3 separate regions of the Homo sapiens genome follow, and regions 1 and 2 are each linked to region 3. The links are chromatin loops, found by intact Hi-C in ENCODE. Cell type or tissue: heart right ventricle. All regions are shown on one strand. Links, peaks and the distances in the headings refer to the core of each region. The heading gives the core; the rest is flanking DNA.

Evidence for each region. Peaks named below come from ENCODE experiments on the same cell type or tissue, not always from the same donor. Only the 100,000 strongest peaks of a DNase experiment are listed, where the experiment ranks them.
Region 1: it touches region 3 in a loop (2.9-fold over the local background); 4 of 110 quality-filtered maps call a loop at or near these places.
Region 2: a loop joins it to region 3, with 2.6 times the contacts of the local background. A loop is called at or near these places in 4 of 110 quality-filtered maps.

The regions. Positions count from the first base shown.
Region 1 is chr17:13,539,263-13,549,743 of GRCh38, reverse strand. All of the region lies in intron 1 of HS3ST3A1 (heparan sulfate-glucosamine 3-sulfotransferase 3A1), which reads left to right. It overlaps MIR548H3 (microRNA 548h-3), which reads left to right and starts at 6,098; the gene lies at 6,098-6,215. In heart right ventricle, for the core only: no CTCF peak of the experiment used is centred there; a DNase peak (open chromatin) is centred at 5,213.
Region 2 is chr17:13,558,313-13,568,513 of GRCh38, reverse strand. The region is part of intron 1 of HS3ST3A1 (heparan sulfate-glucosamine 3-sulfotransferase 3A1); the gene reads left to right. Among named protein-coding and RNA genes, the nearest start is that of MIR548H3, 20 kb to the right of the region's middle. In heart right ventricle, for the core only: no CTCF peak of the experiment used is centred there; a DNase peak (open chromatin) is centred at 6,221.
Region 3 is chr17:13,331,087-13,341,110 of GRCh38, reverse strand. No RefSeq gene overlaps it. Among named protein-coding and RNA genes, the nearest start is that of LINC02093, 29 kb to the right of the region's middle. In heart right ventricle, for the core only: CTCF peaks have their summits at 2,918 and 3,120 (motif pointing left); no DNase peak of the experiment used is centred there; H3K4me3 peaks cover 558 bases; H3K27me3 peaks cover 338 bases.

The DNA.
Region 1 (10,481 bases), core at 817-8,816, 210 kb before region 3:
TTCCTGTGTGACAGTCGGCATGGAACCATGTTAAGTCTGTATGGGGGTTTAGGGGGCTTGGCTAGGTGATGTCCAATAGTCCAGTGCTGGAGCCCAGTAGAGTGGGGAGCAACCACCATCAGAAGAGGATGAGTGGACTTAGTGCTTTGGAAGTCATCAGTGTTCAGGAAAGTGCCCTGAGGTCAGAGGATTGTCGAACAGCGGTGGAACAAAGGAATGCGGCAAGAGGAAATTTTTACACAGAAGGAAGGAAGAGAGCTCAGAGGCTGAGCAGTGCAATGCAATAACAACTATGAGCCTTTGTGGGTAGATGACATTGTGTCCCGAATTTATTCCTTCCGGTGGGTTCTTGGTCTTGCTGACTTCAAGAATGAAGCTGTGGACTCTCACAGTGAGTGTTACAGTTCTTAAAGATGGTGTGTCCAGAGTTTGTTCCTTCGGATGTTCAGATGTGTCTGCAGTTTCTTCTTTCCAGTGGGTTGGTGGTCTTGCTGATTTCAGGAGTGAAGCCGCAGACCTTCGCAGTGAGGGTTACAGCTCTTAAAGCCAGCGTGTCCGGAGTTGTTTGTTCCTCCCAGTGGGTTCGTGATCTTGCTGACTTCAGGAATGAAGCTGCAGACCCTTGTGGTGAGTGTTATAGCTCATAAAGGTAGTGCGGACCCAAAGCGTGAGCAACAGCAAGATTTATTGTGAAAAGCAAAAGAACAAAGCTTCCACAGTGTGGCAAGGGACCGGAGCAGATCGCTGCTGCGGGCTCGGGTGGCCAGTTTTTAGTTCTTATTTGGCTCTGCCCATGTCCTGCTGATTGGTCCATTTTACAGAGCACTGATTGGTCCATTTTACAGAGTGCTGATTGGTGTGTTTTTACAGAGTGCTGATTGGTGCATTTACAAACCTTTAGGTAGACACAGAGCGCTGATTGGTGCATTTTTTACAGAGTGCTGATTGGTGTGTTTATAAACCTTTAGCTAGACACAAGAACGCTGATTGGTGCGTTTTTACAGAGTGATGATTGGTGCGTTTGAAAACCTTTAGCTAGACAGAGTGCTGATTGGTGTGTTTACAATCCTTTAGCTAGACAGAAAAGTTCTCCAAGTCCCCGCCCGACCCAGAAGCCCAGTCAGCTTCACCTCTCAACATGTGGAGTGGAGACTGCCAGTGAAGTCTAAGAATATGGTAGACTGGGGGATAGGATTAGAGACGGTTTGTTAATCTGAACACTATCTAAGATATTAAGACACATGGTGGATATAATGGACTAAACATGTTCCTGCAAAATTCATACATTGAAGCCCTTATCTTCCATGGGGTGGTATTGGTATAGATAGCACTTTCAGTAGATAATCAGGCTTAAGTGAGAGGATGAGAGTAGAGATGCTATGACGGGATTAGTGCCCTTATTAAAAGAAGAGACCAGGGGTTTCTCTGACTCCTCCATGTGAGAATGACACAGAATATGGCCATTTACAAAGCAGGGAGAGAGCCCTCACTAGATGCTGAATCTGCCTACACCTTGATCTTGGACCTCCCAGCCTCCAGAACTGGGAGAAATACATATTTGTTGTATAAACCATCTTGTCTGTGGTATTTTGTTATAGCTACCCAAAGTAACTGTAACAATTTAGAGAAGTAATACAGATACAAAGTCATCAGACAATGAAAATGGCTACTGGAAACCATGAGAGTGTGAAAGTGAGAATTTAGACTTGGTTAGTATATTTAAATAATCAGGACTACTGTGCTGTGTTTAATAACACCATACCTGACGCCAAACGTGTGGTTTTTTTTTTTTTTTTTTTGGCTCACACCAACCAATTCTCCAACTCTCCAGACACCAAGTAGGTGTTCAACAACTCAATTCAATTCTGACACTATCTACCTGGAGTTAGCATCCTATCCCTGGAGTTAAGGGCTCAGTCCCTCCCACAAGGCTGCCCCATATCAGATGCTAATCCCAAGTCCCAGGCCTCCTGTACTTCTGACTGACTGGCTAAATATCAAGGGTTCTCATAACCCCTTTCTTAGGTTCAATAATTTGCCAGAACAACTCACAGAACTCAAAAAAGACTGTACTTATTATAACCAGTTTATTGTCAAGAATACAACTCAAGAACAGCCAAATGGAAAAGATGCTTAGGGCAAGGTGTGGAGGAAGGGCATGGATCTTCCCATGTCCTCTCTGGGTGCACAGCCTCCCAGCACCTCCGTAAGCTTTCTGAACCCTGGTTGTTTAGGGGCTTTTATGGAAGTTCCATTACATAGACATGATGAACTAAATCACTGGCCATTGTTGATTAGTTCCAATTCCAGCCCTTTCTCCCCTCCATGGAGGTTGTAGGGTGAGGCTAAAAGTTCCAACTCCCTAATGGTGCGTTGGTCTTTCTGGCAACCCGTTCCCCTGAAGCTATCTAGGGGCCCCCCAACCATCAGTCATCACATTTACTTGCAAAAGGCACTTATTACTCCCAAAATTCCAAGGGCTTTAGGAGCTGTGTCAGGAACTGGGGACAAAGACCAAATTTTTTTTAATGATCACAGGACTTTAAAAGGAAAGACATAGTGTTAGATGCTATGGGGAGGGATGAAGTTGAAGACTTATTTTCTTCCCTTGAGGTGAATGGGAGTGATGGATGGGTCTCTGTGTAAGACATGTGGTCATAGAATTTAATAGCCAAAAGAAATTTGGTAATCATTAAATCTAATGTATATTCTGTGACGGGTTCCTAGGCAACTGCAAAACATGAAATTCCATGGTTAAATAAGTTTGCTAAAAGTTGCATACCATATGAAGTTTTATACTGCTTAGTAGCCCATCGGAAGGTCTGAAAAGTTTTAGAGTAAAGATTAAACACATTTTTCTCAGCTCTCCCTACACTTGTCTCCAGAATCCCTTTTATCATGACACAAGTATTTTCATTTATTCAACAAATATTTATTGAACAACTGCTGCTTGGCACTGTACTACGAAAAGTTGGTGTTCTAGAGGACACAGTTTGAGAAATGATGATCTTGTCCAACTTCAGCGATTTTCAGGTGAGCAAATTAAGTCTATGAATAATCACATTTTAGTCAAAGGAGGTAGTTAAAGAGAGAGGCTGAAAGAGGGGGTGCCATTTCCATAGGGAAATCAGTAGGAAAAATCTACTGCAAGATAACGGCAATTAAGAAGCGTAATATGGGCTGGGCGCAGTGGCTCACGCCTGTAATCCCAACACTTTGGGAGGCCGAGGCGGGTAGATCACGAGGTCCGGAGATCAAGACCATCTTGGCCAACATGGTGAAACCCTGTCTCTACTAAAAATACAAAAATTACCTGGGCGTAGTGGCACACGCACTTGTAATTTCAGCTTCTCGAGAGGCTGAGGCAGGAGAATCTCTTGAACCTGGGAGGCAGAGATTGCAGTGAGCCAAGATCACGCCGCTGCACTCCAGCCTAGCAACAGAGTGAGACTCCGTCAAAAAAAAGAAAGAAAGAAAAAGAAAAAAGAAACATGATAAGGAGTTGTAGAAATGGTTTCAGAGGCAGATTCATTTTTTCCTGGGAGTGGCATATAAAGATAAAGGACTAGATAAGATGAAAGTGCTTGCATCTTAGTGGTGAGGAGTTGGTCCACGTGGTAGACAGTCAATTTTATGAAGTCAGAGAGGGCGGACAGGTGGAAATTAGTCAGATAAATGCACATACGCACTCTCTCTCTCAAACGACCCCCAGAGCTGGCAAGAGGCTGGAGATCAGATTCACCTGGTACTTTTTTTTAAATTATTTTGAGAAGGAGACTCGCTCTGTCACCCAGGCTGGAGTGCAGTGACACAATCTCGGTTCACCGCAGCCTCTGCTTCCTGGGTTCAAGCGATTCTCCTGCCTCAGCCTCCTGAGTAGCTGGGACTCTATAGGTGCGCACCACCACACCCGGCTAATTTTTGTATTGTTATTAGAGAAAGTTTCACCATGTTAGCTAGGCTGGTTTCGAACTCCTGACCTCAAGTGATCCATGCGCCTCGGCCCCCGAAAATGCTGAGATTACCACCTGATGCTTTTTAGCATTTTGCTGGATGTACTGAGTGATGCAGACATGAGCAACGGAGGTTTCTCCCGGGACTCCGTGGAGGAGGTGATGCAGCCGCAGCTCCAGGATCAGCAAACACTGGTGTCCTAAGCATAGTGGGGTTATTTCAGATGTCACAAAACCAAAATCTCTGTGGCCCAGTGGAGTGTAACAAAAGATACACAAACCTCTTCCATGCAGAGAGATACATAGCTCTCCGGTATAGCTAGGGAGAAAGAAGGAAAGATTTCTCAGATGGTGAAGGCAGGCCAATCGAAGAGAAAAGGCCAGAAATAAAACTCCACCACGATGAGAAGCAACCTCTGTGAGGAGTTACTGGGGGAAGAGTCCCCTGTGGAATGAGCACTGATGTCTCCATTCATTGTGCAGGTCCCTCTCACACTGCTTTCATTACTTGAACACTATCTGGTGTCATTAAGATATCAATTTTATTTAGGTATATCTGCATTGGCAGTTTAATTATGTCTGGGTAAGGCCCGATATTTATTCATGGGTGATCTTGGTAGTTGTCAGACACCAGCCTGAAGATAAAGGCGTCCATGCCTGAGGAATGCTAATGCTCCCCAGCCTGTCATTTGACAAGCGCACATGCCAGTTACTACCAAACTGATTATTTCAATCATTAACAACACATGCATCAGCCTCCTTCACCCGAGATTGCCACGTGCATTCATCTTTTCATAAACAGTTATCTGACAAGGGTGCTGAGAATTGATGTTCTGGGGGGAATTGCCCAACTTGCCTTAGCTACGGATGCAGCAAGCTGAACGCCCCGCTTAGCATCGTCATTTCATTAATCAGATTAGCACAACGCCCAATTGAGTGAGCACCATGTTCCTAAACAATCTCCAATCAGGGTTCCTTTCTGTTGTCCATGCTGGTGGCTGCACTTTTTTTTTTTTCCTGGAGGGTTCAGCTTTGCAGATCCTCTTAGAAAACTTGGATCTTTGCTTATCCCACCACCCATCCCATTTATAATAATTACTCTTGTTCCAAGGAGCAGGGTGCGGGGAGAGGCTCTGGGTTTGTGGAGGCGCCATCTGCTCCTTATTGCTCACCTGAGTCAGAGCCTCCTGACATCACTTCTCTGCAGCAATGAGAGCCAGATATCCACACAAAGAGGCTGGGGCTGTGCCAGACGGCGCAGGGCCTGAAAAGTGATGAATGAAAGAAATGTGAAACAGTAAAACTGCTCCCAGGCAGCGAGCCCTTCCTTCAAAGGGTGACTCACAGAAAAGGCAGTTTTGCCTTAGTTAGGAAGGTCGTCCCAGACCCCTACAGCTGAAGGACTAGCATTTGTTTCTCTACACTCACAGCTTGTGCAGATCGCATCTCACCCATCAGGGAAAAGAGAACACTCTGTTCAGTTTCACTAAGGCTTTTTGTTGCTCTTCTTCTTATGATGTAAGGCAAACTTCCAGGGTTTGGGTTTTTAATGGTTTTATATGATTACCTTTTCATGAGAAGCACAGTTATATTTATATTTTTAAAGCAAACCCAAAGTAAGAAAAAATGTATATATTTTCATCATATGAATGGAAAGCATTATATATTTTTTCTTTTCTTGGAATATTTTCATTTGATGACACCAATGGCATGATGATGATGATAATGTTTTCTATTTATTTGATGCTTTACTAATATATTCTTTTCAATTTTCACAAAAACTGTACTTTCTTTTTAAAAAGATTTTTGGAAACTGAGATGAAGAGACTTTGGGCAACTTGCCCAAGATAATGAGCTACTTAGTGGTAACCCTTGATGAGAGGGTTTTAAAATCCTACTTTTACCACTTAAAAGTCATCATAGAGTCCTGGTAGTCCAACATTCTTTGTGATGCTTCGGAATCCAGATCGATGGTTATTTATGAGATGGGATCTTACCCACTTTTGTTATGTAGCTCATTCTCATTCTTCTTTTGAAAAGCTTTAACAGTTAAAAATTCCTTTTTTATCATTGAGACAAATTCCTTATTTTTTAAAACATTTCCAACCAGTTCTAGATTTCCTTCTAGATTCACAGAGAACAAATCTGATTCTGCATGTATTAGGTTGGTGCAAAAGTAATCGCGGTTTTTGTCATTGAAAGTAATAGCAAAAACTGCAATTACTTTTGCACCAACCTAAAAGTAGTCACTGTCTTCAGATATTTAAAAACAGCCATAATGTCTTCTGGAAACTTCTCTTCTTCAGACTGATTCCAAATGTTGAAGTTGTGGCACTGTATTAGTCTGCTTGGGCTATGTCAGAGAAAAAAAAATATTTTTTCTCTACTTCCACACATCTCTCGATATAACACTTCTGACACTACATTCTCCAGCACACATCATCTGGGTGTCTTATTCAATTCAGTTCCGACACCATCAACCTGTAGACAGCATCAGATATCATAGGTTAAGGGCTCAGTCTCACAAGACTGCCCCCCACTTTAAATGCTTGTTGCGATTAGTATACCTCTGATTGATTATCTGGCTATAAATTGGGGTTTTCCATGAACGCTTCATTAGATTTGTTTAATTTGCTAGAGTGGCTCACAGAACTCGGGGAAACACTTATGTTGACCCACTTATTACAAAGGATATTACAAAGGATACAGAGGAGCAGCCAGATAGAAGAGATGCATAGGGCGAGGTATGTAGGAAGGGGTTTGGAGCTCCCAGATCCCTGGTTGCACCAACCTCCAGGAACTGCTGTGTGTGCAGCTCTCTGGAAGCTGTCAGAACCCAGTCTTGGGTTCTTGTAGAGGTCTCATCACATAGGCATGATTGATTAAACCACTGGCCATTGGTGATGAACTCAATCTTCAGCTCCTCTTTCCACCCCAGAGGTGTGTGTGTGGTGGTAGTGGGGGAGCTGAAAGTTTCAACCCTCTAATTACAACATTCCCCTGGCAACCATCCCCCATCCTGAGGCTATCCAGGAGCCCCCAGCCACCAGTCATCTCATTAACATTCACAAAGAAATTTATTGCTTTAGATTCCAAGGGTTTTGGGAATGATGAGCCAGGAAACAGGAAGACCAAATATCAAAATATGGTAGCCTGTGATATTTCGAAATATCACAGGCTACCATAACAAAGTGCCACAGGCTGGGGGACCTAAACAACAGTTTATTGTCTCACAATTCTGGAGGCTGGAAGTCTGAGATTGAGGATGGGTAGGGTTGTTCTCTCCCGCGACCTCTCTCCTTGGCTTGCACATGGCCACCTTCTCTCTGTGTCTTCACACAACCTTTCCTCTGTGCAGACATACTCCTGGTATCTCTTCCTCTTCCTTTAAGAACACCAATTCTGTTGGATCAGGGATCTACTCTTCCAACCTCACTTAACCATTTTTTTTTTTTTTTTTTGGAAACAGAGTCTCGCTCTGTTGCCCAGGCTGGAGGGCAGTGGCGCAATCTCTGCTCACTGCAACCTCCACCTCTCCCGAGTTCAAGTGATTCTCATGCCTCAGCCTCCCAAGTAGCTGGGACTGCAGGTGCACGCCACCATGCCCAGCTATTTTTGTATTTTTTATAGGGATGCAGTTTTGCCATGCTGGCCAGACTGGTCTCAGACTCCTAACCTCAAGTGATCCACCTGCCTTGGCCTCCTAAACTGCTGGGATTACAGGCATGAACCACTGTGCCCGACCCCTCATTTAACTTTAATAACCTCCTTTAATGCCCTTTAATCTTCAAATACAGTCACATTGAGAGTTGAGGCTTCAACTTACCAATTTTGAGGGGATATAATTCCGTCCATTCCAGGTATCAATGAAGTCAAGGCATCCATTCCTTCAACATGCTTTACTACATGTACAGAAACCACAGCAAGTCAAGATTGTTCACAGTTGAAAGAGGTTTCTGGAGGTGTGTGAACCATCTGAACTTCATCCTCTTTCTTCAAGTAGCCTTCAAGATTTGTGCCCACTGAACGAATGCTATGGAAACTGCCAACAGATGACCATCTGGTCACGATGTTCAAAGGCTCAACCTAAACAACATTGAAAATTACCAAAACTAAGGCAAAGGGTATGATTCTACTAAAGAAAGAGACTCCTTAAGGAGCAAGAGTCTCTAGGAACTGACTCTTCAGCAGTACTGAATGTAAAATTGGAATAACCACCCTCTCAAATCTCAGAGAAACTGGACTTAGGGCTCTTTTTTTATTAGAATGTGTTTGGGAAGGTGGACAGGGTGATTGTATCAACTGGCCCTTCCATTCCCAATGTGTGTACCAAGAGCGAGTGAGACAGTGATGAATTACCCAGGATGAGGTTAGAATAATTTAATAAAAAGAGGTGGAAATGGGGTCTTTAATTCCTAACCTTTTGAGCTGTGGCTAAAATCCATTAATAGAACATGGATTAAGAGTCCAAAGTAAGATTACTCAGCATCACCCGCCAGTGAATCACTCTGGCACTTGGGTCAGAATTAATATCTGAGAATTCTTTGAAACTTTATGGCTGGAATTTTTCTTTCCCCCTGGCTTGGCTTCTTTTGTAGTCTTAGCCTCTTTAGCAGAGGAGATAGGAAATCTTTGGCATCCATTCAAAAACTCATTCAAACCACAGAGTAGAACTTTAAAGGAGGCCTTTGGGGATATGTGGGGTCAGTTGGAATAGTTTATATCATAGCTTTCAGTTTAAAACAATTTTTTACAGCATCAGTAGGGAGAATTATATCACAATACATAAATAGATTTAGCAGGATTTACAAATCCACATGTGTTCCCTTAAGCAGTAGTTTTCAAATATTTGATGACCTTAGAACTCCTAGTTCAAATGAAATTTTACACTGAAGTGAAAATGAACACTGATAAAAGGGGAGTTTCTCTGCTTAAATAAGGATGTGAGGTCCCAGAGATCCCTTCTGCCTTTCCCTTTTGCTCTTTTGGGTAGCCCCTAAGGGGAATGAATGCCAAGATCTTCCAGGAAGATAGATTGAATGCTTTTTCTCTAGGAGACTCTTGTTCTACAGTGAAGTTCGCTCAATGAACCACAGAAATGTGTGAGCAAAGGCTGATCATTAAGTGGTAAGTCACACCTCTCCTTAAGTTTTGAAAAAATATTTTGAAAGTGATATCTGGTCTTCCAACGTAAATGCAGAGATGAAAGAAACAGACTTTTCTTTCTCCACAGCAGGAGCACTTAAAAGTCTTTGACTATTTAAACTACTGGAAAAAGGTACATTTTATCAATTGAGCATGCATTTTTAGTCCATCAAATCATACAATGTTGAAGATGGAAGGAACCCTAGAAATTGATATCAAATGAGGCAATTACACAAAATGCTTTGGAACCTGTGAAACATTTTGCAAGAGTAAAATTTGATGATGATATTTAACCCTTTCCACTAACTAGAGCTTTAATGCACCTTTAATGTTTAACCCTGAACCCTTTGGCAAGAACTCAGAAAGGGAAAAACCACCCTGCCCAGTGTCAAGCTGCTGGTCAGTGACACAGATAACACTAGAACATTATAGATTGTTGCTTGAAGACATTGTGATCTGTCACAAAAGCCTAGGAATCAGAGGTCAATCAGAAATTAGAAAGAAATCGTTTACTTTCTCACTCACAAAAATATGTTTTATTTATACCTAAGGTGGATCCCAAGGGACTACTTTCTGTTGGAACACAAAAGAGAAGTCTATCAGTCTTGATCTGCAAATCTAAACCATGTTTTAGAGAGGGGATTTAGGCTTATTTACTAACTAAGCCCAAACTGGGGTGCCCAGGAGCACCCTCTCTTTGTAGCTCTAGTGACACATTTTGAGCAAATGGGTGGAATCTCATCTTACATGGTTGGTGGTGAGCTTCTAAAATGAGTAAAGAAGTTAAAGATCATACAAAATCAGAATTTTTTTCTGAGGACCCTTCAGACTCTTAGAAGCTCAACGACAAATCATGTGTTAATACTATTGTCTATGGAAATTTCACTGACATGTTCCTTTTCCTGTGACATTGGAAGCTAACGTCTCTTTCGAATTGAGGAAGGCAGCATAAATAAGGTGTTTTGTCTTCTTTGTGCTTGATTGCTTGAATATGAATCATGTGCTCTGATTCCTAAACAAGTTGCCTGTTTGACTTACAAATTGACTCATGGTGCTAGAACTGGTCTGAAGCTCAAGTCAATTTGAAATGAGAATCCAATAACAAACACGCAGTGATGTTTAAAGAAAAAGATGTTCTTTGCCAATGTCTCTAACCTGTGAAGTGAAATTATGGAGAGTGACCACTAACTCCCTGAGCTGACCATTAGTACCCTCATCCACGCTAGGGTTGAGAAAAACATTGGGAGCTAGTACGGTTGACTGTCTCCATAGATATGCCAACTATTTCTCCCACCCATATTTGTGCATTCCATTTACCCCATCCAGATACGGAATCATGGAATCTAATTATGTTCACTCCACTTGGATTTGAGCTGGCCTTGG
Region 2 (10,201 bases), core at 2,202-10,201, 230 kb before region 3:
TAGAATGTGAAATGAAAAATTGTAAATGTTGAAGTTAAAAACTCAATAGGAAGGATAAACTGCAGATTAAAATAGCAGAAAAACATAGTCCAGGCATACCTCAGAGATCTTGCAGGTTCTGCTCCAGACCACTGTAATAAAGCAAATATCACAGTAAAGCAAATATTACAATAAAGTGAGCTGAACAAGTTATTTGATTTCCCAGTGTGTATAAAAGTTATGTTTATGCTATACTATAGTCTATTAAGCGTGCTATGTAATTATGTCTAAAAAAGTACATACCTTAGTTTAAAAATACTTTATTGCTAACAAAGTACTAATGATCAGCTGAGTCTTCAGTGAGTTGTAATCTTTTTGCTGAGAAAGAGTGTTGCCTCAGTGTCGATGGCTGCTGACTAATCAGGATAGTGGTTGCTGAAGACTGGGGTGGTTGTGGCAATTTCTTAAAATAAGGCAAAAATGAAATTTGCCTCATTGATCCACTCTTCCTTTCATGAAAGATTTCTCTGCAGCATGCGATGCTGCTGTTTGATAGCATTTTACCTCCAGTCGAACTTCCTTTAAAATTGGAGTCAGTCCTCTCAAATCCTGCTGCTGTTTTATCTACTAAGTTTATGTAACATTCTAAATCCTTTGTTGTCATTTCAACAATGCTCACAGCATCTTTACCAGGAGGAGATTCCGTCTCAAGAAACCACTTTCTTCGTTCATCCATAAGAAGCAACTCATTATCGGTTCAAGGTTTATTGTGAGATTGCAGCAATTCAGTCACATCTTCAGGCTCCACTTTTAAGTCTAGTTCTTGGGCCATTTCCACCACATCTGGAGTTACTTCCTTCTCTGAAGTCCAGAACTTGTCAAAGTCATCCATGAGGGTTGGAATCAATTTCTTCAAAACTCCTGTTTGTGTTGATATTTTATAACCTCCTCCCAAGAATTACAAATGTTCTTCATGGCACCTAGAATGGTGAGTTCTTTCCAGAAGGTTTTCAGTTTACTTTGCCAAGATCTATCAGAGGAATCACTATCTATGGTAGCTATAGCCTTACAAAGTATATTCCTTAAATAATGAGACTTGAAAGTCAAAATTACTCTTTGTCCTGTGGGCTACAGAATGGATATTGTATTAGCAGTTATAAAAAACAACATTCATCTTATACCTCAGAGATCTTAGATAACCAGATGCATTATCAATGAGTAGTAATATTTAGATGGATATCTTTTTTTTCTGAGCAGTAGGTCTCAACAGTGGGCTTAAAATATTCAGTAAACCATGCTGTAAACAGATGTGCTGTCATCCAGGCTTTGTTGTTCCATTTGTACAGCACAGGCAGAATAGGCTTAGCATAAATTGTAAGGGCCCTAGAACTTTTGAAATGGCAAATGAGCATTGGCTTCAGCTCAAAGTCACCAGCTGCATTAACTCCTAACAAAAGTGTCAGCCTGTCCTTGAAACTTTGAAGCCAGGTATTAACTTCTCTGTAGCTATGAAATTCCTACATGGCATCTTCTTCTATCTTCCACGTTGTCTACATGGAAAATCTGTTGTTTGGTGTAGCCACCTTCATCAATAATTTTATGTAGATATTCTGGATAACTTTTTGCAACTTCTGTGTCAGTACCTGCTGCTTCATCTTACACTTTTATGTTATGGAGATGGCTTCTTTTTTTAAACCCCATGAACTAGACTCTGCTAACTTCACACTTTTTTTTTCTGCAACTTCCTCACCTTCTCAGCCTTCATAAAATATGAGAGAGTTAGGGCCTTGCTCTGGATTAGGCTTTGGCTTAAGGGGATGTTGTGGCTGGTTTGATCTTCTGTCCAGATCAGTGATAAGGCTGTTTCACTTTCTTATCATTTGTGTGTTCACTGGAGTAGCACGTTTGTTTCCTTTAAGAACTTTTCCTCTGCATTTACAACTTGGCTAACTGTTGCAGGAGGCCTAGCTTTCAGCCTGTCTCAGCTTTCAACATGCCTTCCTCACTAAGTTTAATCATTTCTGGCTTTTGATTTAAAGTGAGGGAGGTGCAACTCTTCCTTTCCCTTGAACATTTATAACGTTGTAGGGATATTAAATGACCTAATTTCAATATTGTTGTGTCTCAGGTAATAGGGAGGCTGAGGAGGAGAGAAATGGGGGATAGCTGGTCTGTGGAGCAGTCAGTACACACACATTTATCAATAAAATTCCTTGTCTTCTATGGGCGTGGTTTGAGGCACCTCAAAACAATTACAATAGTAACATCAAAGACCACCAATCACAGATCACCATAACAGATACAATAGTCATGAAAAAGTGAAATATTGAGAAAAATACCAAAATGTGACACAGAGACACAGCATGTGAGCATGCTATTGGAAAAATGACCCCGATAGACTTACTTGATACAGGGTTGCTGCAAACCTTCAATTTTTAAAAAATGCAATATCTGCAATGCACAGTAAACCAGAGCTCAATAAGGCAAGGTATGCCTGTAATAACTAAAAGATAAATGATAAACTTACTGAACAGCAGAGGAAAACAGCTGAAAAACGTTAACAATGAAAAGATTTGAGAAACTTCTTAAAGAGATAAAAAGATGGAACTGTAAAAGGGTGGTTTACACACTCGGAGTATAGACTTACTAGGTCCAAAATGCATTTAATAAAACTTCCAGAGGACAGAACGTGGAGAACTTTCAGATAAACAAAGAGAGAAGTAACTACACAAAACCTTTACTGAAACTACTAAATGACATGCTTTAGCAAGAAAGACTGAATCCAGAAGGAAAACAAGATGTACTAAAAGCAAGGGTGAGCCGAGAAGATGGTAAACACACTCATCCATCCAAACGAGCTGTGACTATAAAATTAATAAAAGTAATATGTTGCTTGGATTAACAGCAGTTTTACCAATGGTAAAATTAGAATGAGAGAAAGGTGAAGTGGAGGGCAGTGTTAAAGCATTTTATTTTTTATTTTACTTACTTATTTATTTTTTTGAGACAGGGTCTCACTCTGTAGCCCAGGCTGGAGTGCAGTGGCACGATCACAGCTCACTGCAGCCTTGACCTCCCAGGCTCAAGTGATCCTCCTTCCTCAGCCTCTGGAGTAGCTGGGACTACAGGTGCAAGCCACCATGCCGAGCTAATTTTTGTATTTTTTGTAGAGATGGGGATTCACTATGTTGCCCAAGCTTGTCTCGAACTCCTGGGTGATCTGCCTGCCTTGGCCTCCCAAGGTGCTGGGATTATAGGCAGGGGCAACTGCGCCTGGCCTCAAGCTTTTTAAACCCTTGCATTGATAGAGAAGGATTGCAATAGTAATTTGAGGTTTTCTTAAATTAGCTACCATGCAAAAATTGAAATGTAACCACTGAAATAATAATTTCTAAACTGGAAAGGGATTCAATAAAATAAACTTGACTACTCCAATAAAAGAAAAGAAAAAAACAAACAGACATAGTACATAGAAAGCATCAAATAAGATGATAGAAAACAAGTCCAAATTTCATCCAGGCACGATGGCTCATGTCTGTAATCCCAGCACTTTGGGAGGCCAAAGCAGGCAGATCACTTGAGGTCAGGAGTTTGCGACCAGCCTGGCCAACTTGGCAGAACCCCGTCTCTACTAAAAATACAAAAATTAGCCGGGTGGTGGCATGCACCTGTAATCCCAGCTACTTGAGAGATTGAGGCATAAGAATCATTTGAACTCGGGAGGTGGAAGTTGCAGTGAGCTGCGATCGCACCACTGCACTCGAGCCTGGGTGACAGAGTGAGACTCTGTCTCTTAAAAAAAAAAAAAAAAAAAAGGAAAGAAGTCCAAATTTCTAAGCACAGGGGACATTCCACATCTGTGGGTTCTACATTCAGGGATTCAACCAATCTCCAGCCCCCGCTCCCACAAAACAATACAATAATAAAAAGTAATACAAATTCTAAAAAATATGGTCTAAGAGCTGTTTACGTAGCATTTCCATTCTGTTAGGTATTACAAGTAATCTAGAGAAGATTTAAATGTATACAGGAGGATGTGTGTAGGTTATATGCAAATACCATGCCATTTTATATAAGGAACTTGAGCATCCATGGATTTTGGTATCCTTAGGGGGTACTGGAACCAATCCTTTGTGGATACCAAGGGACAACTGTAATCAAAATAAATTTAAATGGATTAAAATCAAATACTAAAGGAGTCTCAGATTGGATAATTTACTCAGAAAAAATAAATCTCTGCCAAAAAGCATCTGAACCTTTTGAGAAAATCCCTACTGCCTTTAATATTCCTCAGGATATTTCACTTCTGTTATTTTCTGCATCAAGGGGTAAAAATGCATGTTGCTGAGCATTGGCAAAAGGAAGTTCAGAGTACAGAAAAAATATCATTAACACATGTCATGAGGTGCTGCTGATGGAGGCAGAATTGCTTTCCTGGATTAACAGTAAAAACTTCCTAAAACCCATCTAATCTCTTTAGCTTCCTGAAGAGCAATGGTAATTCAGCTTTGTGGTCCACAAGACGAGTCCAAATGTTTTATTGTGCAATCGTAGATTGGCCCATTTATTCAATAATAATTAATAAGAAATTAATTTTTCTTGATAATTAAGAAAAACTAGTGCCTGGCACCGGTGCTCATAGTTGCAATTTTGTGATCTTTAAGTTGTCCTTTCACAGTTAATTAATAGCATTTAAAAAGTACAGAAACGTGTATCAGGAAAGGAAGGAGCTGCAACCGCATACTCCAGGGACAAATACCCATTGCCAGAAAGAGAGACAGCAGCCTTCAGTTCTGTGTTGGGGACTTGTGCGTGTCCTTTGAAAAGGCTGTTTCCTGAGGCTTTGCTCAACTATGACCCTCTGAACTCCATTGACTTAGTGATTCCCAGAGTTAGAGAGTGTCAGAGCTAAAAGAACCTCTGGATTTCTGTGAAGCTGCTCTAGAGATGAGGACAACTTACATGCTCCCTCTCTGCCCCCCACACTGGGGTCAACACTTTAGACTAGTAGCTGGACATATCTGACATTTTCTTAGTTTGCTTACATCCTCACAAAATGCCTACATACATCCTGCTCCAATTCCCTTGGCCCCAGCTGGCATAGGTCCTCCTGCAGAATGACTTGAGTGAAATAAATGCAACATTGGTAGCAAACAACCCACAGACCCTCCAGGTAACTGAAAGAGCCCAGAATATGTTGTCCCTTCTGCAGCAGGAAGCTCCCTCCTAAATCCCTTCATTCCCTTTATACCCCAACTTCAGTTTCTTTCCATACCCTGACCAACCTAAATTGATGATGTGGTTCTACCCTTTGCTGCGGTTCTGGCGAACATTTCAGAGGCTCATCACTGTCCCTTTTTCCAAATGGGGTCTAGGTATCCCTGGAGAAGGCAGGGCTGGGAAGGTTAGATAAAGTGATTCTCTTCTCCCTGCTTCCCATTTGCAGCATACAAGATAACAGGTATGTATTTTTCCCACTTATCGTGGACCTTCAAGAATCTATGGAATCTTGTTTAGGGCCCCTTTACGTCTGACTCAATTTCTTTACCCCAATGAAATGAGCAAACAGCTGGCTTTTCAGGCTCTGTATCGGGTCCTGACACACAATCCCCTTGTAAAAGAAGCTAGGGCCTTCCAGGCAACAAAAGTTAGGCAGAAAAATCGTCTTTTTATTAACTCAAATACTGTCCTGTCATAGTAAATATAAGATGGTTTACGGTCACAGGGCACATCGACTGGCTTCATAAACGCTGGCTCCTGGAGCTCAGCTGGGTGCCTTGATATTTGACTCTGGATGGAGTTTGGCCCAGTGGAAACGTTTGCCCGTGATTTCCATCAATGTAGAAAAACAGGACTTAGAGCTCATAAATTCTCTGCCTGGCCAGGGTTGGGGATGGGAGTTCTATTGTAGAGCCTGGGGGAAGGGCTGAAGCTTGAGGGTGGAGGATGTTAAAGGACTTCCATCAGGATACTGTTTCTTCAGTTTTTGAATCTGTCTTTCACGGTGGACATTTTTATAGGGCCATTCAATCCCAGGATGTAATGGAGATCAGAGCGGGTGTGAGGGGGCTGCAATGTCAGGAATTGGATAGGGTTACTTTCCCCCCCACCCGCTGTCCCTCGTGTGTGCCCGAGCAGCCACACTGGTGACAGGATGTGAAATGTTCGCAGAATAGACGAGGCTGTCTGTCTGTCCACGGCACACACGTCTGTCCCTGCCTCTTGCAGAATGAGCGATCCTGGACTCCTCCAGACCATGACTGTGTCTGACTCATCTCCTGGCATGTGATGGAAGCTCAGTCCACTCTTGCAGGCTGCGGCTCCTTTTTCCTAGAGACAGAGCCAAAGTTACTGCTTGCCTATTCCAAAAAGACAGGGTGGTCATGGCCATGGGGAGAAGGGAAAGAAGAGGGAGGTATATCCGTTATTTATTCACATAGTCAGGTATTGTAACCTGTCACAAACGCTGGTCTTTGCTTGAGAATTCAACCGTTTATAAGGGACATGGGCGGCGTGACTTTGTCAATTACAGGTTTCTTCCCCAGCTAAGCTCCTGGGCCCAGTGACAGCCCACACCACTGAGAGCTTCATCTGAGGAAGCCGCCTTCAGCACCACACAGATCCGTACCCTACACTCTCTTTTTGCCCTTTGTCTGTCCTCTTTGTACCCCTGGGATCCGGACATTGGCACTGGCACAATTCACAGCTCTGTCATTTTGCGCTTGTGTGAGTGAAGTGCCTGCAGTTGGGTGTGGCGTCCATCTCCTGCTGGAATCCCGCAGTGTCTCCAGCCTGGTGGGAGGTCTGACACATTGTGGACAATGCATTTAAGAATGGTCTGGTGGCTAGGTCCAGTGGCTCACCCCTGTAATCCCAGCACTTTGGGAGGCCAAGGTGGTTGGATCACGAGGTCAGGAGTTCGAGACCAGCCTGGCCAACATGGCGAAACCCCGTCACTACTAAAATTACAAAAATTAGCAGGGCATGGTAATAGGTGCCTGTAATCCCAAATCCCAGCTCCTTGGGAGGCTGAGGCAGGAGAATCGCTTAAACCCAGGAGGAGGAGGTTGCAGTGAGTCAAGATTACGCCACTGTACTCTAGCCTGGGCGACAGAGCAAGGTTCTGTCTCCAAAAAAAAAAAAAAAGAATGATCTGGTATCTCAGGGTGAATGCTCGAATGCTCACAAGAAAATCAGGAGCAGAGGGAAGGAAAAATGCAGTGCAGTGTCACTTCCTAAGGCAAGAGACTTAGGTAGGGGTGGACAAGAATACACAGCCATACCCAAAGTCCAAACTTCCTTTCCTCTAGGGCAATGGGTCTCAATTCTGGCTGCTTGTTAGAATCTCCTGGGAGCTTGTAAATACCAGCATCCTTGTTCTGTCCCCAGTGATTTCTACTTTTATTGGTCTGAGGTAGGCTCCAAGGCATCTCTGCATCTTTTAAAAGCTCCCAAGATGACTCTAACATCCATCGAGGAATGGAGGCCTCTGGCTGAGATGTGTTACAAACAGAAATGAGGGAGATGGAAGCAATGTGTTTCTGGTCTCTTACTGGATCTTCTGTGCCCACCTCTCCCATAGGCTACATGGTGTCAGGATCTGTGCTTTGCTGTACAGTATTGCTGGAACTTAAGTTTGAATTTTACCAACCTTCCTTCTGTAAACTTCAGGAATGTCACTTTAATTTCCCACACTTTGCTTCCCCTGTCTTTTACAAGAAGAAAACATTTTAATAAGTTTTCCTGAGGTACTAAGTACTTCAGTTCCAAACCAGATTCTCTATCAGGCACCTGTGTTGAAATTGCACTTTGATCAAAATGGAATTGCAATAGTTAATTATTTAGAGATATTTACTCATGATTTTTAGTAATGGAGCTATATTGTTAGTCAGCTCACTTTACCATAGGCATAATCAGCAGGGTATCCAGACTAAAAGAAACTCTATATTCCAAACCAAAAATCCAGACACACGCTGTAATAAAATTTGTTTTCCTCCATGTTAAATATCCTGAGTATGATGATTGTATTATGATTACTTAGGAGAATGTTTTTGTTTGTAGGTAATACACGTGGAAGTATTTGAGGTGAGATGTCATGATGTTTAACTCTGTTACAGTTCAGAAAGAATATATAGAGTTACACACACACAGAGAAGCAAAGGTGGCAGGAAAAAAGAAATGGTGACTCCAGTTGAAGAGTATGTAGGTAATACACTTTTTTTTTTTTTTTTTTTTTTTTTTTTTTGGAGACGAGTGTCCCTCTGTTGCCCAGGCTGGAGTATAGTGGCGCTGTCTCGGCTCACTGCAACCTCCACCTCTCGGGTTCAAGCGATTCTCCTGCCTCAGCCTCGCGAGTAGCTGGCATTACAGGCATGTGCCACCATACCTGGCTAATTTTTGTATTTTTAGTAGAGATGGGGTTTCACCATGTTGGCCAGGCTGGTCTTGAACTCCTGACCTCAGGTGATCTGCCTGCCTCGGCCTCCCAAAGTGCTGTGATTACAGGCGTGAACCACCACGCCCGGCCAATACACTCTTACTATTGTACCTTTCCTGTAACTTTGAAAATTTTCAAAATATAAATTTAGAGGATCAAAGAATTGTTAAGAAAACAAGATGGGCCTTTTGCAAAAAAACCAAAACCAAACTTGCTGCTTGAAAAATAAATATTAATTGTACAACCTAAGCAAAAAATAAAATAAAATAAAATAAAATAAAAATGTGTATTTACACATTGCCCCTCAGTCTCCTCAGTTGCCTTAGGGATAGCCTGTGCTTCCATCCTGTACCTGGAATGTGAAGAAGAAAGTGCTGTTCACTGAATTTGGTAGGAACATGTTCATTTCCATTTCTAGAGTTTTCTAAGGGGAAGGATACTTTAAAGATAATCAATTGCCTAAGACCTTAATAATAAATAAATTAGCCAATAATAAATTAAACATATAATACAAGATCAAACTTTTATAATATATAATATAAATAAAATTATATCATAAAATATAAGATTATATCTAATATGTAATTAATGTAATATGTTATATAATTAAATTTTATATAGAACATTAAAATATATGTATGTAATTGAATATATATTCACATGTAATAAAAACATTATATTTTCAAAAATATTTTTACTTTTAGGTGTAAGAAGAGTGTAGAAGTAGAGTTTGGACACATAAATGTCTGAATTTCTAGATGCTTGAAGAGGTGTGTCCATTAATACGAAATTACCTTTTCCAGATTTGCCTTGGGTGGTAGCCCCCAGCTGAGGTGCTAAGAGACTGGAGTAAAACAAAGCATCTCCACCCAGTCTCTTTTTTTGTTGTCATAATAATACTAACAGTTAATATTAGTTGAATACTCATATGTGCCAGGCTCCAGGCTGATTGGTATTCATTGTTTTACACAACAGTGTTCCAGATTTGTATTCCTTGTTTTACATAATTGTTACAATTTCCCCATGAGGTAGGTATTATTATTAGCCTTTGTACAAGGGCATAGCTGAGATTCAGACAGGCATTGTAACTTACTGAAGGCCACATCACTGCTAAGTGGTAGAGTCAGAATCTGAGCACAGAGCAGTATTATTCCTGAGCTCAAGCCTTAAACCATTGTAATCTACCACCTGGCCTTTTATTATTACTTTTCAGTAGCATTGTGGTTTTTTTCTTCAAGGGCTATTTTTTACACTGGCATTTCGTAAACATTTTTGTGACAATTTTTTAGACTTCCGTGTTTAGCTTATTTGATGATGCAACTCTGCAGTCTCTAATCTCTTCATTATTCAGTTCTTTAAAAAGCATGTACAATATATTAAGTCTGCAAATGGTACAGTTAACTTCTCACATGCCAGATTTGATATTTTGCCATGTTTGTTTGTTTCAGACATAGCTACAGATAGATAGAGATCGTTTTAAAGAAAATAAAACTGGAATAGTTACAGGCAGATGTGCCTGTGTCAGATTCCACCCTCTGCCTTCCTTCGCTCGAGATAATCATCTTTTTTAACATTTTTATCATTTGCTTTCTTACTTTGAATTTTTTATTACTTACATATAGCATAGATCACTACTGTTTTTGTTTTTAAATTGTATAATTGATCTTTGAAATTTTTATTTTATCTATGTATTATTGAAGTACATAGTACTTTATATATATTATAAATAATACCATATGTATATAGTAGAAAGTAATGTTTTCAACATTTACAATTTTTTGCACA
Region 3 (10,024 bases), core at 1-8,000:
AGAACTGTCTATCCATGAGGACTCCCGAGTGAGATGGGTAGTCAAAGGTCTTTGAGTGCTGTGAGCCATATCCCACCACATCATCCCAAGCATCCAGTAAAGCCGCAACCCACAAACATGCTTTGTGTGTGTGGTGAGTACACTAGGCCACTTATAAACAACAAACATTTATGTAGTTCAGAGTTCTGGAGATTGGGAAGTCTAAAATCAAGTTGACTGCAGATTTGGTGTCTGGCAAGAGCCCACTTTCTGATTCATGGATGGTACCTTCTCCCTGTGTCCTCATATGGCGGAAATGGAAGGGGCCTTTTTGGGGACTCTTTTATGAGGGCACTAATTCCATTCATGAGGGTTTCACCCTCATGACATAATCACCTCCCACAGGCCCCACCTCCTAGAACCATCCTCTGGTGATTAGGTTTCCACATACGAATGTGGGGGGAATGCAAACATTCAGACCATAGCAAGGACATTTGTTTTGAAATTGAGGCGTGTGATATTCCAGTGTAGGTTGACTTTGGGTAGAGAGGAGAGGTCAAACTCAAAACTGATTTAGTGAGTTTGGAGTTTGGTAAGTAGGAAGAAAAGAACATTGAGAATACCATGAGAAGTTAAATCTCTAAAATTATCAGGAATGTACCAATTAGGGGAAATGTTTAGAAGGCATTTAAAACCCTACAGTTACGATCATGGGCTCTACAAGCCAGCATAACACAGGTGTTAATGCTCCCATAACGTTGTTTGTAACCTCACTCTCTTGAAGGCCAGGGAATGCAGCTTTCATAAAAAATGGGATTTCCTCTTGCATATTGTTTTATGACCTGCTTTTGTCATCCAGCAGTATCCTGTGAACATTTTCTTAGCCCTTTATCTCTTAAATCTCTAGTGAATGCATATTATCTTTGTAAAAGTAAATAAATATTTGTTGAATGTCTAGATAAAAGAATTTTAAGTACACACTATAGTTTGTTTAATCTCATATTTCTGAACACTTAAATTTGGATCAAATCCTCATAGTAATAAGAAATAAAAGGGTGATCATCCTTGTACAGATGTTTTTATATACATCTAATCAGTTCCTAAATGTGACATTCCTCGGTGAAAAGATATGCACATTTTAATGTATTTGAAATGCACTGCCAAATTGCCCTGCAGAAATGATGTTCCAATTTACATATCCACCACTGGAATATGAGAGTGTCCATTTTTTTTCTGTAACCTGCCTAACACTTGTGTAATTATTCATTTTAGTAATTTCCAAATTGAGACAAAAACAGTATTTAATTGTAATTTTCATTTTTTTGGCTACTAGTGTAGTTTACAATGTTTAGATTTGTTTATTTGCCATTTGTATTTTTTCATTGGGAATTTGATTGTTCATGTCTTTGTTGTTCATTTCTACTGTGGCGTTTTGGCTTTTCTTTTTTTATAGAGTTCTAAGACTTCGATATATTGTGGATAATTGTATCTTTTCATTAATCTCTTAAAAATATTTTCTTGTTGATAATTTTAGTTATCTTTCTCTGGTTTTCAGAAAAAACAGTTTGGTTAATATGTAAATACTTTTTAAGTGCTTAAAAATTTTTCTTACCCTATCATTGTGCAAATGTTCAAATCAGCACTTTTAGTTTTCTTATATATTTATGTTTCATCATTTTCTCTCTGTAATCCACCTGGATTTTATTTTGCAATATTGTATGTGGTAGGGAATTAAATTTGTTATTTTTAAAATAGTAAACAATTTATTGAATTAATCTGTTTTTTTATTGAAAAATTTGCAGTGCTACCCTACTAAATACTAATTCACATGTATATCTAAGAATACTTACTTTTCTCTTTGAGTAGTTAGTGCCTTTTGTGATTACTTTAGGTTGATGATAAATTATAAACAAAGTATTTAACAATGGAATTGCCTCTCATCCTTATTTTCTTGGATCTTTTCTTCTATTGATTTTTCACATGAACTTCCAAAAAAAATTGTGAAATTTGAAAAAAAATTCTGAAGCAATATTTGTTGGATTATCATTAAAACTATAAGCTAACTAAAGGTAGAATTGATATATCTACAATATTCTTCCCATCCAAAAGAGGATAATCTTTCATTTTTTAAAGTGTCTTTTTGCCACTCAGGAGAGTAATTGCTGTATGGTAATATACATTGCTTTTCAGTATACTTGAATATTGTAATATAATATATTTTTGTTATAATTTAATTGATAATTGCTGCATATAGGAAGTTGATTTTTGTAGAATTATTTTAAAAATTTTAATGATTTTGTACAATTTATTTATAACTGACCCACTAACACTATTTTCTTATCCCAACCTTCTGTTTTTTTAGAAGAAAGAAATTATGATTTACACACAATGATGATTTTGTCTCTCCTTTTCTATAATACCTTTTCTATTTCCCTTGACTTGCTGCATTATCGAAAACAGCCAGAGGAAAATTTTGCTGCATTATCTAAAATATCCAGAGGAAAATTTTAAATTATGACAGTAAGCATATTTTTCTTCCTCCTCATTTTAACAGAAATATTTATGATATTTCACCATTAAATATATTTTGATATATATTTTTGAGGTAGTCTGAAGTAGTCATGTTAAGAAAGTATCCTTCTAATCTTAGTTCTAAGTGTTTTCAGTTCTATTGGACTCATACATAAATAACTTAATCCAAGATAAAGGAAACAGCATGAGCTCAAAGTCAAGTACAATGTCACTAAAACTAGAGTTGTCAGACATCCTGTCCGTAATGGATTATCCTATATTTCAAAAACAATTGTGTCAGGATGTATAATCATTCTGCATTTGATCTAGATCTGACACTACCGATGACATCTGTTAGTCTCTAACTTTCTCCTGGCCAGTAACAATACGCCCCACATTCACTGAAAATAAAATACGGCAGTCATAATAAAAAGCAAATTTTGTAAACAAAATTTCCCAATAGTGGGCTGAGTTTATTCAGATCAAGTTCTGGGTCCTACTCTCAGTTTTTAAATCCTATAATCAGCAAAATGCGCGTGCAGTTTTGGACTTCGATGTGAGAAGTAAATAGCAATTTAGGTTGTTAGGTTTCGAAGTAATTGACTCTGGAGAAGACCCGAGCATATCTCCGGAGCCATCTAGTGGCTGCAGAATGCATCGGAAAAAAAAATAATAACCCTGGTTTGGTCTTCAAGTTCAGAATAAAAATGAACGGGGACATCATTTGAACCCTCCTTCCCAAATCAACACAGTCTAGGACTTTGTACACAATGGGAGTGCACTTACTTTTGACTACGAAGGATTTGACTAATGAATAGAAAAATACTCAGATTCATGCTGAGGTCTACGCAGCTTAGAGATATGTTTCTATTACCTGGTAAAAACAACCATTGATTAAAAAAAGACAATGTAAGCAAGGGAATAGCAGGCATAAGTCACCAACGTGATAAAGAAAAACTTTAAAAGATGAGTAGCTACTGTGTATGTGTTTTAGACTTCAATGGTGGTTACTAAAAGGAAAGAATTTTAGTCAGGAAAAAATGCATTTCTAATACAGGTGTGATTCGTGGCTCTTAAAGTAACCCACTAGATTTTGACAGTGATAAAATTACTGAAGCTATCTTCCGTGTTTTCCTTAAATTCCTACTTCTGTCTACATAAAAACACAAGACCAATAAACAATCAAACAAAAAGAATTACCCTGGATCGTAGCTGGGTGTGCTTAAGAACAAAGATAAAGCAAATTGATAGCTTTCGAATGTTAATAGGGTTTGTCACCTCCCAGAGTGTGTAAATTGAAGACATCTGTCTGGTCTAAAATAAATTCCAGAAATCCCAAACTAATTGCTTCATATACACAATGCAGAACCTCAGAATTCCATGCAAAAATAAACCTTCATTTGGAAAATAAACTTCATGAAATTACGATAAAAGGGGACCTGTCAATGAGCCAGCGCTTAATACAGAAGGATTATTTTGAAATAAACTTTTCAGAGCTCATTAGAATCGGAAAGAACTGTGAAAATAGATATGTCTCCCCAAGTCCTTAGGTATGTGATGGCGTTTAAAGAAGTTAGATGAAACTAATACACATTTACATCAGAAGTCTTTGTTGATTTTTTGGAAATTATATGCATTTATAACATACAATAAAAGAAAATAACATGGTTTTTCTTTTCTGCCCTCTGGAAAAGAAAAATGCAGCAAAACCATTCCCACAAAAAGTCCTGTTGAATCATATCCCAGGATCTCACATCTCAGAAGAACAGTTCTTCCTTTTGTCTGTTCATTCCAAAAGGGAGTTATTGTTGTTTAAAGGCTACTTAAAATATCCTACAAATGGACAAGCGTTGGCAAAGTCTTTTCTAGGAACTATATTAATTTCTCACGAATATTTTATATGGTATTTTTAGACCTGAGAAAGGGCGAGTAGGCTCATTCAGTGTTGCTCTAATTCAGATAATTATAAGACCGCTACACAGGCAGAACTCTTAGCTGCAAGCGAAAGAGATTAAAGTTGCACGAGCTTAGGCAAAATGGAAACTGAATTGATGTGTATAGCTAAGTTGCAGGAAGAGTGGGATCCTGGTATCTTCGAGATGGCTGAATGGCGGGTTGCAATGATACTAGGACTCTCTCTGAGCATCAGTGGACTCTGCTTCAGGCTGAACAGTGGCTTTCTTCTTTCCTGTCACATGGCTTTCCCTTCAACACTAGAGCAAAGTTTTCAGCCATTTTTGCTCTTACATATTCCTAGCTTTACCATCAGAGAAGGAAAAGATGCCACTCAATGTAGTTAAATAAATCTCCATAAAAGACTCATTGGTTTAGCTGAGTTTTCTGCCTTTTCCCCTAGACAATCACCGTGGCTGTAGAGGGAAAGTTCATGCAGAAGCTGGCAGTCACCCCATTCTGACCACATGTTAGAGCAAGGTGCAGGGGTAGGGGTGGGTGCAGGTGGTGGGGATAAGGTGTCAACGCTGCAAAAGAAGCAGGTAAAGAGGTGGCTACTCCCAGCAGAAGGAAGAGATGTTGGACTTTTTTTTTTTTTTTTTTTTTGAGATGGAGTCTCACTCTGTCACCCAGGCTGGAGTGCAGTGGCGCGATCTAGGCTCACTGCAACCTCCGCCTCCCAGGCTCAAGCGATTCTCCTGCCTCAGCCTCCCAAGTAACTGGGACTACAGGCGCGCATCACCAGTGCTTGGCTATTTTTTGTATTTTTAGTAGAAACGGGGTTTCACCATATTGGCCAGGCTGGTCTTGAACTCCTGACCTCAAATGATCCACATACCTCAGCCTCCCAAAGTGCTGGGATTACAGGCATGAGATATCACGTCCGGGTGAGATGCTGGACATTTAAACCACCACTTTCCAGCCCAAGCACCAAGCAGCAGCAGCAAAACAGCAGAATGGAGGCTGACATGACAACAAAATAGGGTCAACTGATTCACTAAGTTTTCCCTGATTGGGAAGGGTCTAGCGAGGCAGGCGGGAGTTGCCATCTTATACCTCAGGCAGAAGGAGTAACATCTCTGCACTTAGGGAAAATGATCTGAGTGAACCAGCAACTTTTCTAAGAGGCTTGGCTTTCCAGCTCATCATTTGTTCCAGAATCCTACTTTGGATACCAAAAGCTGAATGTTTTCATTCTCTTTACATTCTTTTGTTTGTTTGTTTGTTTTGTTTGTTTATTTGTTTGTTTGTTTTGAGACAGAGTTTCGCTCTTGTTGCCCAGGCTGGAGTGCAACGGTGCGTATCTCAGCCCACTGCAACCTCCGCCTCCCGGGTTCAAGCGATTCTTCTGCCTCAGCCTCCAAAGTAGCTGGGATTATAGGTGCCTGCCACCATGACCAGCTAATTTTTTTGTATTTTTAGTAGAGACAGGGTTTCACTATGTTGGCCAGGCTGGTCTGGAACTCCTGACCTCAGGTGATCCACCCGCCTAGGCCTTCCAAAGTGCTGGTGTGAGCCACTGCGCCCAGCCTCTTCACATTCTTTCAGAAGTAATCACCTACACCCCACTCCTAAGGTAGTTATTTAAGAATGAGTTAAGAAGAGTTTGTGCCTGGAAGTGCAAAAGAGATTCATTATGATTTTTCAGAATAATCATGTCTGTTCCTACTCCCTGACTTCTCCCTCCAAGTTAGTCTCCATGGCACCTTAAAGGCAAATACTCTTGCCTAAGAGGACTTTCCAATCCCTGACAGAAAAATCTAGGTCTCCCTCTGACTAGGATCTGTTTTTTGGTTTATCCTCCAGGCTGTCTATGTGTTTGGGATAAGTGGGTACTGATGGGAAGTCTTATGCATCTCCTGCAGTAGGGATTGTTTCTTATTCCACTAACATGTAGCTTTTTCTTAGAACTGAACATATGAGTCCAGTTAGGAAGCTCAGCCATATGTGCAGACAAAACTTTCCTTTCATTGGATCAACCAGAACTGAGCAACTGTCTCTGTTGAAAGACTACAGAAGATATGGGTTATCTCTAACTCCATGCTCATTTTCTGACATCCTCCCCCAACTGTCTCTGTCTTGTCTGTAGCTTCAACTTCTAACTTGATGGGCAAACAGATCCTGGCCAAGCTAAGTCTTGGGAAGTCAGCGAGGCTCCCCACTTTGGCTTATCAAGATCTTTCAAAATGGCCTTAAATCTGGTCTTCCTAGTTGAGAGTTATCTTTCTGGACTGGTCATGGGATCCAACCTCTCTCTATAAGGCCCAGTAGCACTCCAATTATGTCTGGCAGTGGCAGTACAGATATAGCCTGGAGCGGCTAGTGTAAGAATCAGGTCTTTATAAAGCTCAGTGCTTGCAAAAATGTGGAGCCCATGAGGGTCTAAATGACAACTTCCCTTGTTGCCTCCTGCTCTTTTATATCAGATGTTTCTCCTGTGTTTGCCTCTATAGATTGTTGTCTCTCTGAGTCCCACCCACCCTGGTCTCAATAAAACTCGGCTCTTAAATTTTGTTGTTTTTGTTTTGTAGTCAGTGTGTGATGCTAATTTCATGCTGTACTCCGGTTCTGATATCTCCTAGGCACACTCTTCAGGTGGTGTGGTCACGGAATTACTTATGTCACAAATCAGACCACCAGAGAAAATGGGGTTTCCTTATTCTCTCAAACTGGTCCAGTCTTCTCAAAAGCTCCATCCACTGGGTAGCAGAAGAACTTGATGCCTTTCAAGTATGATTTGCTGTTGTAGTGACAATGATGTGATGATGATGGTGGTGATGATGATGATGATGGTGGTGATGATGATGGTGATGATGATGATGATGATGATGATGATAATGATGATGTGCTTCCTGTCTTTTCCACACTTGTGTTTGGGAATTAGCTCTCGCAGGCTCTTTTTGTACCTACAGTCTCATCTTAGAATGGATGTGAACACACTGTTGGCCTATGTGGCAGGACAGAAAGTAGGATCCAGTGTATCTTAATTCCTTTAGGCTTGAGTAAATCAAGAGAGCAGATTGAGCAGCCAGGAGGAAAAGCAAGAAGACTTCTTGGAAAGAACAAGGGCTTTGATAACTGCGAACCAACTTCAAGTACGATTCCATTTCGTGGAGATCACAGAATCATAAATCATAGCAGAGAGGGAAGATAGAAACAATATGATTATCTTCATAATTATCTGGAGACAAGCACTTGAGAGTCATTAGCCCAGAGACGGTACAGCCATCATGGGTGAGATTGCCAAAGGAAGCCATATAGATTCCCAGTGGCGTGCCAAGAGAACAAAACTGATACTTAGATGCAGCAAAGGATAAAAAAAAGGCTGTGAGGTAATGCTAGTAGTGACAGAGGCAGGAGGAAAACTAAGAAAGAAAGAATAGAATCATACAAACTAAAGGAGGACGGTATTTCTAGAAAAGAAGTCTCTACAGTGCCACAGGTCTAATCAGAGAGAGCTAAAGATTGTTCATTAAACGTCACAATGAAGAGGTCATTAAAGGGACAGTTTTCTGAGAGTTTAGAGATCAGAGATAGCATAGGTGTTTTGAAATGAATGGTATTACAGTTCATTGTAATACAGCTGTATTAATGGGACTTAATTAAACAAAAGAGCTTCTGCACAGCAAAAGAAACCATTAACAGAGTAAACAGACACCTACAGTGTGGGAGAAAATCTTTGCAAACTATGCATCCGACAAAGGACTAATATCCAGAATCTATAAGGGACTTTAAAATATCAACAAGAAAAAATACAAATAACCCAATTAAAAAGTGGGCAAAGGACATCAACAGACACTTCTCAAAAGAGAACACACAAGCAGCCAACAAACATATGAAAAGTGCTCATCATCATTAATCATCAGAGAAATGCAAATTAAAATCACAATGAGACACCATCTCACCCAAATCAGAATAGTTATTATTGAAAAGTCAAAAAACGACAGATGTTGATGTTGGTGAGGATGAAGAGAAAAGGGAATGTGTATGTACTATTGGTGGAGTTAAATTAGTTCAACCCCTGTGAAAAACAGTATGGAGATTTCTCAAAGAACTAAAAGTAGAACTACCATTTAACCCAGCAATCTCACTACTGGGTATCCATCCAAAGGAAAAGAAATTGTTTTATCAAAAATACACCAGCCTTTGTATGTTTATTGCAGCACCATTCACAACAGCAAAGTCATGGAATCATTGTAAGTGTCCATCCACTGATGGGTAAAGAAAATATGGTACATATACACCATGGAATACTATGCAGCCATAAAAAAGAATGAGATCATGTACTTCATAGTAACATGATTGAAACTGGAGGCCATTGTCCTAAGTAAAATAACTAAGAAACAGAAAATCAAATACCACATGTTCTAACTTGTAGTGTAAGCTAAACAAACGGGTACACGTGGAAACAAACATAAAAATAATAGACACTGAGGACTCCAAAAGCAGGGAGATAAAAAGAGGGGTAAGGGTTGAAAAACTACCTATTTTGCACTGTGCTCACTATTTAGCAATGGGTTCACTAGAAGCCCAAACCTCAGTATTATGCACTATACCCATGTCACAGACCTGCACATGTACCCTCTGAACATAAGGAAAAAAGTCTTAAATGAGTCTCAGTGGCCTCAAATCAAGGTATTGGCAGGGCTGCCTTCCTCCCTGGAAGCTCTACAAAAGAATCCATTTCCTTGCCTTTCTCCAGCCTCTAGAGACACCTGGCTTGTGGCCTCCATGGCTTGTGGCTTCCATGGCTTGTGGCCTCATTCCATCTTTAAATCCAGAAATGTAACATCTTCAGAACTTCAAATCTCCCTCTGACTCTGACACTCCAACCTCTCTCGTTCACTTTTTTGGACTATTGTCATTGGCTCAGTCTCACTGGATGATCCAGGATTATCTCCCCATCTCAAAGTCAACTGACTAGCAACTTCTATCTGCAGCCTTAATCCCCCTTGTTATAGAACATAACATATTCACAAGTTCCAGAGATTAGGACAAACCTTTAAAGGGGAAAATTATTCTGCCTACCACATTCTCTGACTTGATTTTTTAACACTCAATTATATTAGGTTGGTGCAAAAGTAATTGTGGTTTTGGTCATTTAAATAATGGCCCAAAACCGCAATTACTTCTGCACCAATTTAGTAAATCTTAGAGATCTACTACATGTTCTATGTAGTCATGAATGATATTCAACATGTTTAACAGCCAATATGTAGGAAAACCAAAAGACTAAAATAGATGCCAGCTGTAGTGCAGGGGTTGGGGGTGGGGGGGCTATTGTTTGAGGCATTGAGGTTTCCTCATAATCGGCTGCTGTCTCATGAGGAATTTGCAGGGGCTGAGAAGTGGGGCACTGAGAAAGGTGTGGGTGGCGCAGCATATGGGGGGGATATTCGGAAAGCCAGAGGCAGAAGCTCTCTATAAAACAGTATAGAAGTATATCAACATTTTAATAACGGATAAAACCCATACCACTGTGTGCCACCTAAACCTCGGACGTACGTGGTTTGTCTTTTTTTTTTTTTTTTTTTTTGGTTTGCCTATAAAATGTAAATGCATGTGAAAAAGTCTGGAAGGA